Linked DNA regions of Homo sapiens: region 2 is linked to region 1. The links are chromatin loops, found by intact Hi-C in ENCODE. Cell type or tissue: heart left ventricle. All regions are shown on one strand. Each heading gives the region's core, and the rest is flanking DNA. Links, peaks and the distances in the headings are about the cores only.

The links. A loop is a pair of places that touch in the nucleus more often than their neighbours do. Peaks named below come from ENCODE experiments on the same cell type or tissue, not always from the same donor. Only the 100,000 strongest peaks of a DNase experiment are listed, where the experiment ranks them.
Region 2: it touches region 1 in a loop (10-fold over the local background); 105 of 110 quality-filtered maps call a loop at or near these places.

What each region holds. Positions count from the first base shown.
Region 1 is chr11:114,258,660-114,264,797 of GRCh38, forward strand. It overlaps a transcript of NNMT not described here. Among named protein-coding and RNA genes, the nearest start is that of NNMT, 35 kb to the right of the region's middle. In heart left ventricle, for the core only: CTCF peaks have their summits at 2,551 (motif pointing left), 2,752, 4,222 and 4,422; a DNase peak (open chromatin) is centred at 2,542; H3K27ac peaks cover 1,136 bases.
Region 2 is chr11:113,893,004-113,898,508 of GRCh38, forward strand. No RefSeq gene overlaps it. Among named protein-coding and RNA genes, the nearest start is that of HTR3B, 9.0 kb to the right of the region's middle. RefSeq lists a silencer at 2,771-2,971. In heart left ventricle, for the core only: a CTCF peak has its summit at 3,474 (motif pointing right); no DNase peak of the experiment used is centred there.

The DNA of each region.
Region 1 (6,138 bases), core at 564-5,563:
CCCTAGATGAGAGTCCCTGGTGACTCCTCAGTACTCTGAGGATGGAATTCAAACTCCTTAACAAAGTTCCAAGACACCCTGAGTGACAGAGCCCCTGCTCAGCACCCAACTTCGTCTTAAGATCACTCTTGAGCCCCTCGGCCAACCCCTACTCTGCTCCAGCCGATGGGACCACGGGTGTTCTGGGCCACACCGAGCTCCATTCCCCTGTGGGCCTGTGCGTGTGCTGTTTCCTCTTCTGAGAGCTACGCAAACACACACACCCCTTCTGTCTGGCTCTCTCAACTTCTCCTTTTTCACTTTTCAGCTCAAACCTTCTCTCAGGAAGCCTTCCCTGGACCCCTGAAGCTAAATTAGGCATAGAGTCTCTATAGTACCATTTAGTCACCTGTTTCCTTAACTGTCACCATTACCAGACTGTCAGTTCCTTGAGGTCAGGAATTGTGTGTTATCTATCTTTGTGTTTCCAGAGCTTCATGCTGCCTGGCACATGATAGGCACCCGGTAAATCTTTGTTGTATAAATAGATGAAAGAAAGAGAGGGAGAAGGAGGGAAACAGAGAGGTAATTAGCACTCCAGGGCTCATGTTGCAGTTGTCAGGGGCACGTGAGAGCAGGGAAGGAGGAACATCACATGCCCGCTCGGGCACCTCCCCAGGACACGTGTACACACACGCAGAGGCCCAGTGGGGGGGGGGGAGCTCCTGCATCCCCACACCTGTGCTCATGTCGATTCATAGACCACCTGACCCGTGTCTGCCGCATGCCAGAGGAAGGAGCAGGAGGCAACAGGGCAGTGGTGCTTCATAGTTGGGAGCTGCCTGGGTGTTGCTGGGCAGGATGCGGGGCAGGAGAGGGGCTGGGGGGTTGCATATGTAGACACCTGGTCCTTGGCCCATGGGGGCAGGTCCATCCCCCAGCTCTCTGTGTGGTTTCAGGCCCAGCCCCGCCGCCATCCCCACTTCCACTCGTGGGCTGGCAGGAGGGCAGGCTCCTCTCCAGGCTGCGTTTTCTGCACCCAGGGGGTGCCTCAGTGAAAGTGAACTCGCTCATTTAAACCTGACTCTGCCGCCCTGCAGCCCCCTGCAGCGCTAATTACCCTGTAGTTCTAAACTGATTGCTGTACACTAAGCTTAAGCCCTCCTTTATTTATTTACTGACTACATTAATAGCAAAGCCACGCTGCGTTCAGCCGCTCCCAACTGTACACCGGCTGGCTGCACCCGTTCCCTCATGTCTTCCCAGGGAGGCAGGGTGGAGAGATGCAGCCTGGCACAAGGCCCCCTTACCCACCACCCTGACTGAATCTCCAGGGCCAGACAACATGAGAAATCACTGACTTCATCCATACCTACTCTGGGACCCGATGGGGCTCCTCTTATTCTGACTCTATGACAGAGTGGGAACATACAACACACAACAGCTCACCAAGCAGAGGGGTCTGCTATTCACAGCACACTCAGAATGCTGCCTTTCAGCCTTCACTTGTGGGATGAGACGCTGAGCGCTGGCCTCATTTTACAGATGGGTAAACTGAGGCTGTGGCTCCATAGCTGGTAGGTGGTATCTCAGGCATGCTGTCCATCGCGGAGATGGCCGCCCCACTTGTCCCCACCCAGCCAGCTTTGACAATTTCTGTTGTGTGTTCCCATAACTTCTACCCCTTGCCACGAGAAAGGAAGCCCTTCCCTATGTGGAACTGAAACTGCTTTTTTGCTCTCAGCTTTTCTGCCTCATTCACCTGCTTGTCCAGAATTTGCTGGCAACTTTGGGAATACAGCCTTTCCTTCATTCTCAGCCTTTACCAAGCAGGTCTAAGTCAGACCTTCGATGCCAATCCCCACTTCCCTCCAGCACTCACACATCCAGGGATGTCTGGGGAGAGGAGGCCCGCTCCGGGCTCCGGTGTGGTCAAGCCCTGCTGGTTCTCCCATTCTGGGGTACAGAGGTGCTCATAAACACTGTCCTTGCCTGCATCTCTGAGTGCCCTCAAATCCCCTGAGGCAGAGCTGGGCCCTGGCCTTGGGGCACAGCAGCTCTCTGAAGACCAGATGGGCCCCATCAGGGTGCAGCATACGGACCCACGGAACCAAGCACCCAGGCTCTACTCTGATGCCAAATAGCTTGGTGGCTGCCGTGCGGTGCACCCTAGAGGAAGAGGGGCAGCTGAGATTTGGCAGAATCTGGGATTCAGTCGAGGGGACCTGGGTTTGAGGCCAGCTCTGCTGTGCACCGCGTGACCTTCACTGTATCTCAAAGGCTCCCGAAGGCCTCACTTCCTCAACCCTAAGACTGGGGTCAGCAAATACCTAGCCCACCCATCCTCAGGACAATTGTGAAGCCAACTAGAGTAACGACGTGAATCAGCTTTCTAAACACCACGATGCTATAAACGTGAGTTATCAATGGGGACAGGCTCTGGCTGGTCTGGAAGGGGAGCTGGGGTCCTAGACATTTATTTCCAGAACAGGAGCCCACGGAGCCAGGGACCCAGGAGCCTGGGATTCTGGAGTAGTGAGGCTGCTGCCGGCATCTCCGGGACTCTGTCTCCACCTAGTGGGCACTGACTGCAGGTGCTTCTGCTGCTAAGGCCGCCTGGAAAGCAACTGGGGTTGCACATCCCCTTAAAAGCTGCCTTGGGGCCGGGCGCGGTGGCTCACGCCTGTAATCCCAGCACTTTGGGAGGCCGAGGCGGGTGGATCACCTGAAGTCGGGAGTTTGAGACCAGCCTGGCCAACATGGAGAAACCCCATCTCTACTAAAAATAAAAATAAATTAGCCGGGTGTGGTGGTGCATGCCTGTAATCCCAGCTACTCGGGAGGCTGAGGCAGGAGAATCGCTTGAACCCGGGAGATGGAGGTTGCGGTGAGCCGAGATGGCGCCATTGCATTCCAGCCTGGGCGACAAGAGCGAAACTCCATCTCAAAACAAACAAACAAACAAACAAACAAAAAGCTGCCTTGGTTCCTTTGGGTCCCCTGCTATCCCAGGTCAGGGTAGGGCTGAGTAAGGAGGGAATGTGGTTCAGATTTGTGCCAGAGAAGAAACGCTTTAAACTACTCGGGGTTGGGGGACGGTGTTCCGCTGGGCCTTTCCAGAAGTCTTCCTAAGTCAATAGTTCTTTCTTGACTTTTCTTCTCCCATCCACCAACTGGCCATATCAAATCCAACTCCTCCCATCCCTAAAAAGCTGAGTGGGAAGCTGCTGTCAGTCAGCCCTAACCCCAGGGATACGCGAGGCCTCATCTTGCACTGAGGGAAGATCAACCTCAGATGGAATTCAGCTTCTCGGAAGCTTTGTGACTGGGAAAGAAGCAGGCAGGCCTCGAAGGGTTTGCAGAAGGAGCCCAGAGTGCCCCTAGGGCTGGGTCACTGAGACCCTGGGACGTGACAGTAAAAGGCTACAGGGCAATGGGACAAACTCTTACTTCCTGAGGTCCTGAACCTTCCGAAAGCCTAGAAAACCCATAATGGAGGGTCGCTGAAGTCAGCTCCTGCCTTTAAATCCAACTGCCCTTTTTAAATTTTATTTTTATTTTTTATCTTCAGCTTTTAAGTTCAGGGGTACATGTGCCGGATGTGCAGGTTTGTTCCATAGGCAAACATGCGCCTTGGTGGTTTGCGGCACAGATCATCCCATCACCTAGTTACTAAGCCCAGCATTCCTTAGCTATTCTTCCTCATGCTCTCCCTTTCACCCCCAACCCAACACAGGCCCCGGTGTGTGTTGTTCCCCTCCACGTGTCCATGTGTTCTCATTGTTCAGCTCCCACTTATAAGTGAGAACATGCGGTGTTTGGTTTTTTGTCGAACTGCCCTTTTAATGCAGTGAGTGAGACTGGTGCCTGTCCTAAACCCTCCACACCCCACTTTCAGCTCTCAGAACCAGTTCACCAGCCAACCCCTGCACTTGGCCTACAGATGATTTGACTGGAAGTGATCTTAGGACAGGTCATCTTTTCACTCTCCTTGCCTCTGTGCGCTTCCAGCCATCTCAAATGGATGCAACTAAATGGTTTGGAAAACCCCTCCAACACGAAACTTCTAGGATTCTAGGACTCTAGGACTCTACTATAGAGCCAACTATAAAGATCCTCAGAAAAACACATACCCCTGGCTCCCTATCACCTGTCAGCACTTTTTAAAGCAGCAGCATTTCACTTTGTTTTCCCCTCCACGCCGACCAGTGTGGTCTTCAGCATAGAGTGAGCTTCTAGTGACACGAGCTGGAGGGAAAGAGGAAGTGCATCAGGACGGCTCGTCCAATGGACAAGGTAAGGGAAAGATCTTCCCTAATAACTCTCCATTTGGGAAGGAGGGAGTCACAAATGGCAGGGGAGGTGGGGACACTGGCCCTCACCAGCTCAACTTGAGGAATACTCACCTTACTCTCAGAAATCTGTCGATTACCATTCCTCCTTCACCCCCATCCCAAGCATGGGTACTTGACCTTTTCCTGAATTCTCCACAGCTGACACCAGCTGAATGCTTTTCCTGAATTCTCTGGCACAGCTGAGACCAGCCTGGGATATTTAAATTAGATTTCTCTGAAGTCTCAAGGATGGCAAAAGAAAACAAGCACCAATGAAACTGAGTACCCCCCCTGTTTCTAAGAGAAAAAAAGTTAATTTTTACAGTTATGATTATTTTCTCTTTTCTCTTTTCTCCTATTCCCTGCTTCCTACTTAGCTCTTTAGAAATGATTATAACCTTTACCTTCCCTTCACCAGACACTCCCTTCTGGGCAAGCTTATCTGACTGTGTGCTTACTTAGCAGCTCCAGAGCTGAGCTCTCTCCTACCAGGAGCTTGCGTCGAGAGACAGCAGTCAATTATTTACAACCTGAAGGGTGCCCATTACAAAACTCTTTCCCACCTGAAGAGTATCTCAAAATCATGGCCACTTTATAACCTAGCTCTGCCCACGATGGCACCAGCTCAACCACCTGGCAGATAACGCACAAACCACGTAGACCCCACACCTGCTCGCTCCCTCCCCTGTATGCCGTTCAAATTAAGTCCCCCTTTAAAAGTCCCGAATTTCTGCCCCAAAAGTGAAGTGCTAGCCTTAAAGGCAGAAGCCTGGACTTCCTCCCCTAAGCTAAACTTTGGAATAAAGTCAGTGTCTTTATACCAGACCTCTTGTTAGTTGAACTCTACAAGTGGCAAGCAACTGAACCTCCATTTTGGTTACACCAAGAACAGCATAACATTAGATCATCTGGTTCACAGGCAGCAGCATGGCTCCCATATCATGCCTTCCTGCCTGGTTCTCTGCCTGCCTTCAGGAGACAGGGCCTGTCTTTAATCCCTGCCACTGACAAGCCTGATAAAGTGAGACCCAGAGTGACGTGGGCTTCCTGTTTCTAATGGACTATGTGTCCATCCTCTTATTAAAAGTCAGCTCCTCCTCTTGGGCTCTGGATCATATCCTCTCAGTCTTTCCAAGCCCTTTGCTCCTGTGCTTGTCTTCTGTTTGCTACATCCATTTCCCCCTCTCTTCCTAATTATTCACATCAGCATAGAACACCTCCCATTTTAGCAAACCTTTCCTTGAGCCCACATCCCCCTTTAGCTTCCACCCATATTTCTCTCTTCCTTGGAAGAGCAAAATTCTAGAGAGCTGTCTGCAGACACTGTCTTCCTTCCTTTTTCTTACAACAATTTCCAATTTGAGTTTTATCTCTGTTATTCCTTTAAAATTGTCTTTTCAAGTTCACTAGTGGTTCCACCATGCAAAATGCAATGGCTTCTTTGCTGATCTGAAAATATAGGATTAACAAACTCAGTTTCTTCCTGCCACCCTCTCACAACATAGTCACATGCAGCTTCTGACACCTAATGTAGGGGGCTTCTCCCCACACACCAAGCAAGCACTCCTCCAGTAGCTGACACCAGCTGGGTGCTCTCTAACTCAATTCCATTCCAACACTACCTACCTGGAGATAGCATCAGATCCCACAGGTTAAGGGTTCAGTCCCACAAAAGCGCCTCCCACTTCCAATGCCAATCACAAGCTCCAGGTTGTTTGATCCGTGCTTCTGATGACCAGCTATATATCAGGGTTCCCACAACCTCCTCATTGGGTTTGATTAATTTGCTAGAGTGGTTCACTGAACTTAGGGAAACATCTACATT
Region 2 (5,505 bases), core at 506-5,505, 370 kb before region 1:
GGCTGAGGTGGGAGGATCTCTTGAGGTTAGGAGTTGGAAACTAGCCTGGCCAACATGGTGAAACCCCATCTCTACGAAAAATACAAAAATTAGCCAGGTATGGTGGTGGGTGCCTGTAATGCCAGCTACTCAGGAGGCTAAGCCCCAGAATCGCTAGAACCGGGAGACGGAGGTTGCAGTGAGCTGAGATTGCGCCACTGCACTCCAACCTGGATGACAGAGTGAGACTCTTTTTTGTTGTTGTTGTTGAGATGGAGTCTCACTCTGTCGCCGAGGCTGGAGTGCAGTGGCGCGATCTCAGCTCACTGCAACCTCTGCCTCCCGGGTTCTTGCCATTCTTCTGCTCAGCCTCCCGAGTAGCTGGGACTACAGGCACCCGCCACCACGCCCAGCTAATTTTTTTGTATTTTTAGTAGAGACGGGGTTTCACCATCTCAGCCAGGATTGTCTCCATCTGGGATTACAGGCCTGAGCCACCGCGGCCGGCCCAGAGTGAGACTCTTGTCTCAAAAAAGAAAAAGAAAAGTGTTAATTGTATTTCTGTATGTTTGGGCTCTGCAAAGTTAATCATCAGGTTACTGGAAATTTAATTGTCTTCTTTTAAATTTATTTTTATTTTATTTATTTATTATTATTATTTTTTGTGATGGAGTCTCGCTCTGTCACCCAAGCTGGAGTGCAGTGGCATGATCTCGGTTCACTGCAACCTCCACCTCCCGGGTTTAAGCGATTCTCCTGCCTCAGACTCCCAAGTAGCTGGGACTACAGGCACAGTCACCATGCCCGGCTAATTTTTGTATTTTTAGTAGAGACAGAGTTTCACCATGTTGGCCAGGCTGGTCTCTTGACCTCGTGATCCGCCAGCCTCAGCCTCCCAAAGTGCTGGGATTACAGGCGTGAGCCACCGCTCCTGGCCTATTGTTATTTTGGGGGGCCAAGTCTTGCTCTGTTGCCCAGGCTGGAGTGGAGTGGCACAATCTCTGCTCACTGCAGCTTCCGCCCCCTGGGTTCAAATGGTCCTTGTGCCTCAGCCTCCCCAGTAGCTGGGATTACAAATGCATGCCACCACCCCAGCTAATTTTTGTATTTTTTGGTAGAGACAGGGTTTCAAGACTGGGTGTGTCTCACATCTGTACTTCCAGCACTTTGGGGGGCCGAGGCAAGTGGATCACTTGAGGTCAGGAGTTTGAGACCAGTCTGGCCAAATGACAAAACCCCATCTCTGCTAAAAATAAAAAATTTAGCCGGGCATGGTGGCAGGCGCCTGTAATCCCAGCTACTCAGGAGGCTGACGTTTGAGAATCGCTTGAATCCAGGAGGTAGAGGCTGCAGTGAGCTGAGATTGCTCCACTGCACTCTAGCCTGGGTGACAGAGCAAGACTCTGTCTCAAAAAAAAAAAGAAAAGAAAAGAAAGAAAGAAAGAAAGAAAAGGGACAGGGTTTCGCCACGTTGGCCACACTGGTCTCGAACTTCTGACCTCAAGTGATCCACCCGCCTCTGTCTCCCAAACTGCTGGGATTATAGGCGTGATACCATGATGCCTGGCCTTAATTGTCTTCTGAAGGAATAAGAAACTTAGTGCCTCCCGTGTGTCTGTGCTGTCTCTGAAACAGAAACTGATAGTGGTCTTTCTAGATCTTTTCAGACCTCCGTTCCTCTTCTGCACTCCCTCTCTTGGCTTCCCTGCACTGTGGCTTCCAAGGCCCACACCTAGGACTTTTGTTGGAGACGTCTCCTTGGCTACTAAAGCTTTGTCTGCCCAGGAAAAGACCAGGAAATATCTGGGAGTTCACTCCCTGTTCCCCTTAGCCAACAGCTGACAGGTGGGAGTGAGAGTGTGCAGGCCAGCTTCCCTTGTGTGGTTTTCACTGTCAAGTTTCCCTGAGGGTTCAAGCTGAAACCACGCTCCCCTTTCCCAATTTCTATTGGGAGTATTTCTAAAATTGATTGCTTGTACACAAAGCCTTATTATAGGTATGTTTCAGGGAAACCTAATCTAAGACAGTCAGCGTTACAGAGTTTTATCCCTCCTGTCAATATTAAAATTTGATATGGCTTTTAATTTTTTTAACTTTTAATTAAATTTTTATTTGACCAAGAGAAAACTGTCTAGAATTGTCTGACATTTAAAATCCACTTAAACAAAGCAGATTACCACCTTCAAGCATCACAATTATTCAGCATAAAGAACCTTTGTTGAAACATCTTTCTCATTTATTTAGGAGGAAAAATAAATCTAGAACAGAACCAAACAAAACTTTTTTATTTTTATTAAAAAATTCCAATTCTTAAAATACCATGAACCATCTACTGAAACTGTACTTCAACAAGGGGCAGGATTTATCTCAAGGCCATGTTCACCTGCAACCTGCTGATAAATCTCTTTTAGAAAACTTAAGTGGCTCTACTGCGATTATTGACTTGTGTCTGCTCCACTTGACTGTATGCAGATCGAAAGCAGGGTTGGTGCCTTCATAATCTCTAAATAATCTGAACATGGAAACGACTGCTTTGTGCTTTTAAAGAGCTCATATACTTCTAGTCCTGTTCCCTGGGGCATCCTCTGAAACCTGATACACCAGTCTGCCTACCAGGACACTGTGTTACTGGCCCGCTGGGTGGCCAGAGACGAGCTTTACTCTACTAGAAGACGCAGTTAGTCCCTCTGGGGTCCTATCTTCGTAGTAAATCCCTGATATGGCTTTTAATAATATTGTTTATAACTTTTCAGATGTGCAGAAGACTTATTCCCATTCTTAGGAAGACAGTAGGAAAGTTACACTGTAACTTTCACCCGTTCACCCTCTCTTCACCCAGCTGAATATCAGTATTCAGCATAAATGCCATTTGTGAAAAGTCACTGAGGCTGGGCATGGTAGCTCACACCTATGATCCCAACAATTTGAGAGGCTAAGGCGTCTCAGGAGTTGAGCCCAGGAGTTCAAGACTAGCCTAGGCAACATAGGGAAACTAAAAAAAAAAAAAAAAAATTAGCCAGGCATGGTGATACTTACTTGTAGTCCTAGCTACTCTGGAAGCTGAAGTGGGAGGATCACTTGAGCCCAGGAGGTCAAGGCTGAAGTGAGCTATGATCACACCACTGCACTCTAGCCTGGGTGACAGAGCGAGACCCTGTCTCAGGAAAAAGAAAAAGAAAAAAAGAAGTTACTGAGTCAGTTTCCCAGGAAACTTGGGAGCTCCTAGGGACCAAGAGTTTGGAAGAATTGCAGTAAGGAGGTAGGAGGAAGGAACTGGCCGGTCATAAGCTGTGTGAAAACAGATCGAATGGGTTGGTGTGGATTGGTGCTGGTGAACGCAAAGAGGAGAATTTACAGCAAAGACGAATAGTGGTGACATGAAGAGAGGCCTGAAATGACTTTGAAATCATTTGAAAGTGCACTGTATAATAAAACTTAAAATGAGTTGGCATAGTTTTCTGGGGTTGCGCAGAATTGGTTAAGGCAGGCACGACAGCCACCACAAGGTGGTGCTCTGATTATATTCACAGCCACCAACTCGAATTTCCTCAGAGCTTTACAGTTCCCCACTCTGCTCTCAGTCTTTCTGGGCTCTAACTAGGGGTCTGTCACACTCCAGCCATACTCAGCCAGCCTATTATTAGTGCCAAGCCTTCCTCCTGGCGCGATGACAGTGTAAATTTCAGCAATGGCAGAAGGGGGACAAATACAGCTGTTGTGCATTTTAGAATAATTGCTATAGGCCATTTGGAGACAGATTTATAATAACAGCACTTATACAGACTTATACAATATTTCACTTTCCTATTTTATCCCCGGTCAACACTCTGCATCATGAACTTTTGAATTCTTTCAACTCATGTGAGTCTAGAATTATCTTCCCCCAATTTTACAAAGTGAGGCTTGCACCCTCCCCCCGACCCCGTTCCCAGAAGGCACCATGCACTCTCATCTCAACCTCCAGCCCTTTCATGTGCAATTCCTTTTGCTGGGAGCTCCGTTCACCCTCTCCCCACTCAGATGAATATCAGTACTCAGCACAAATGCTATTTGTGAAAAGCCTCCACCTACTCCCACTCCAAGTCTGGGCTCCTTTCTTTGCCTGGGTCCTCTCCAGTTCATCCATCTATAGGCGTTTCTCTCAAAGATTTCTTATCTGTCACCTCCAATCCACCTCTCCCCAGCTTTCTTATCCATAGATTGTCAATGTCTATCACAATTTCCTACTTACTAAGTGGATGAATGAATGAATAAATAAATAAATTTCTAAAGGATCAAAGATCTTTCCTCATCTTGAGTCATAGCAGAGATGGAAATATCCAGAGATTTACACCTGAACCAGAACATCTCACTGGCTGCAGTAATTGACTGCCTTTCCCCAGAAAATGTCTAAATGGGTCTAAATGGAAATGTTGGGGGCCCTACAGTGAGCCATAGATCAGGGGAGATCCCCCAGTGCTGGCACAGCAAGACTTCAAGGCCCATAATCTGTGCAGAAGATCTAAACAACATAGTGTACAGGGTAAGACTGTCTGTCGTATATTGTAGTCTCACTAAGCGGTTTCTTGGAATTGATGTCATTGGGAGCGTAAACAGAAGCAGCAAGCTTCTGTGTTCCTCCAAGTTCCTTCCACCTTCTATTTTCCTCTAGCTTTTGGGGTACATCTTACCCCCAAGGACTGTAAAATCTCTGAACTTGGAGTACACTCTGAGTGAGTCAAAGGGACTCATGATCTGCCTGCACCGGTGTCTCATGTTTGTCTTTTGCACTAATTGCTCCCTGGTTCTGGAGCAAACCAAATAAAGGCAATCTTGCTTCAGAACCAAGTTGTCATTCTCACCCATCCTTTGTGAAATGGGTGGTGAGTGTATCTCATCTTGGATGTGGTTATGAAAAGGCTGGATTCCTCTTGGCATCATCTTTCTGGCATAAGCCAGAATTCTTTTCTGTTCATTTGTTAATTCTTTCTTCCCTGTTTTCCTCCCATCTTTCTGGAACACTCAATGAACACTTACTAGGTGCCAAGCTCTACGATGGAGATATAAAGCTGAATAACACAACATTGCTCCACCTTCAAGGTATTCACCAAATTCTAGACTGACAGAAAAGTAAACAAATACTTATAACACACCTGAATGAGTACTGTAATGTAGGAATATATGAGGCCTTGTAAGATCAAGGGAGTGGTCACAGCATGTAGTTAGATGTTTTGAAAACAGCTGGTGGGAGGGGTCCTGGTGGGAGTGTTTGCTGATTTCCATGTGACAAATTTTGTCATTATGACTTTCTTCCTTTCTTTCTTTCTTTCTTTCTTTCTTTCTTTCTTTCTTTCTTTCTTTCTTTCTTTCTTTCTTTCTTTCTTCCTTTCTTCCTTCCTTCCTTCCTTCCTTCCTTCCTCTTTCTTTCTTTCTCTTTTTCTCTCTCTCTTTCTTTTTCTCTTTCTTTCTTTCTTTCCTTCTTTCTTTCTTCTTTTGAGGCAGAGCCTCACTCTGTTGCTAAGGCTAGAGTACAGTGGCACAATCACA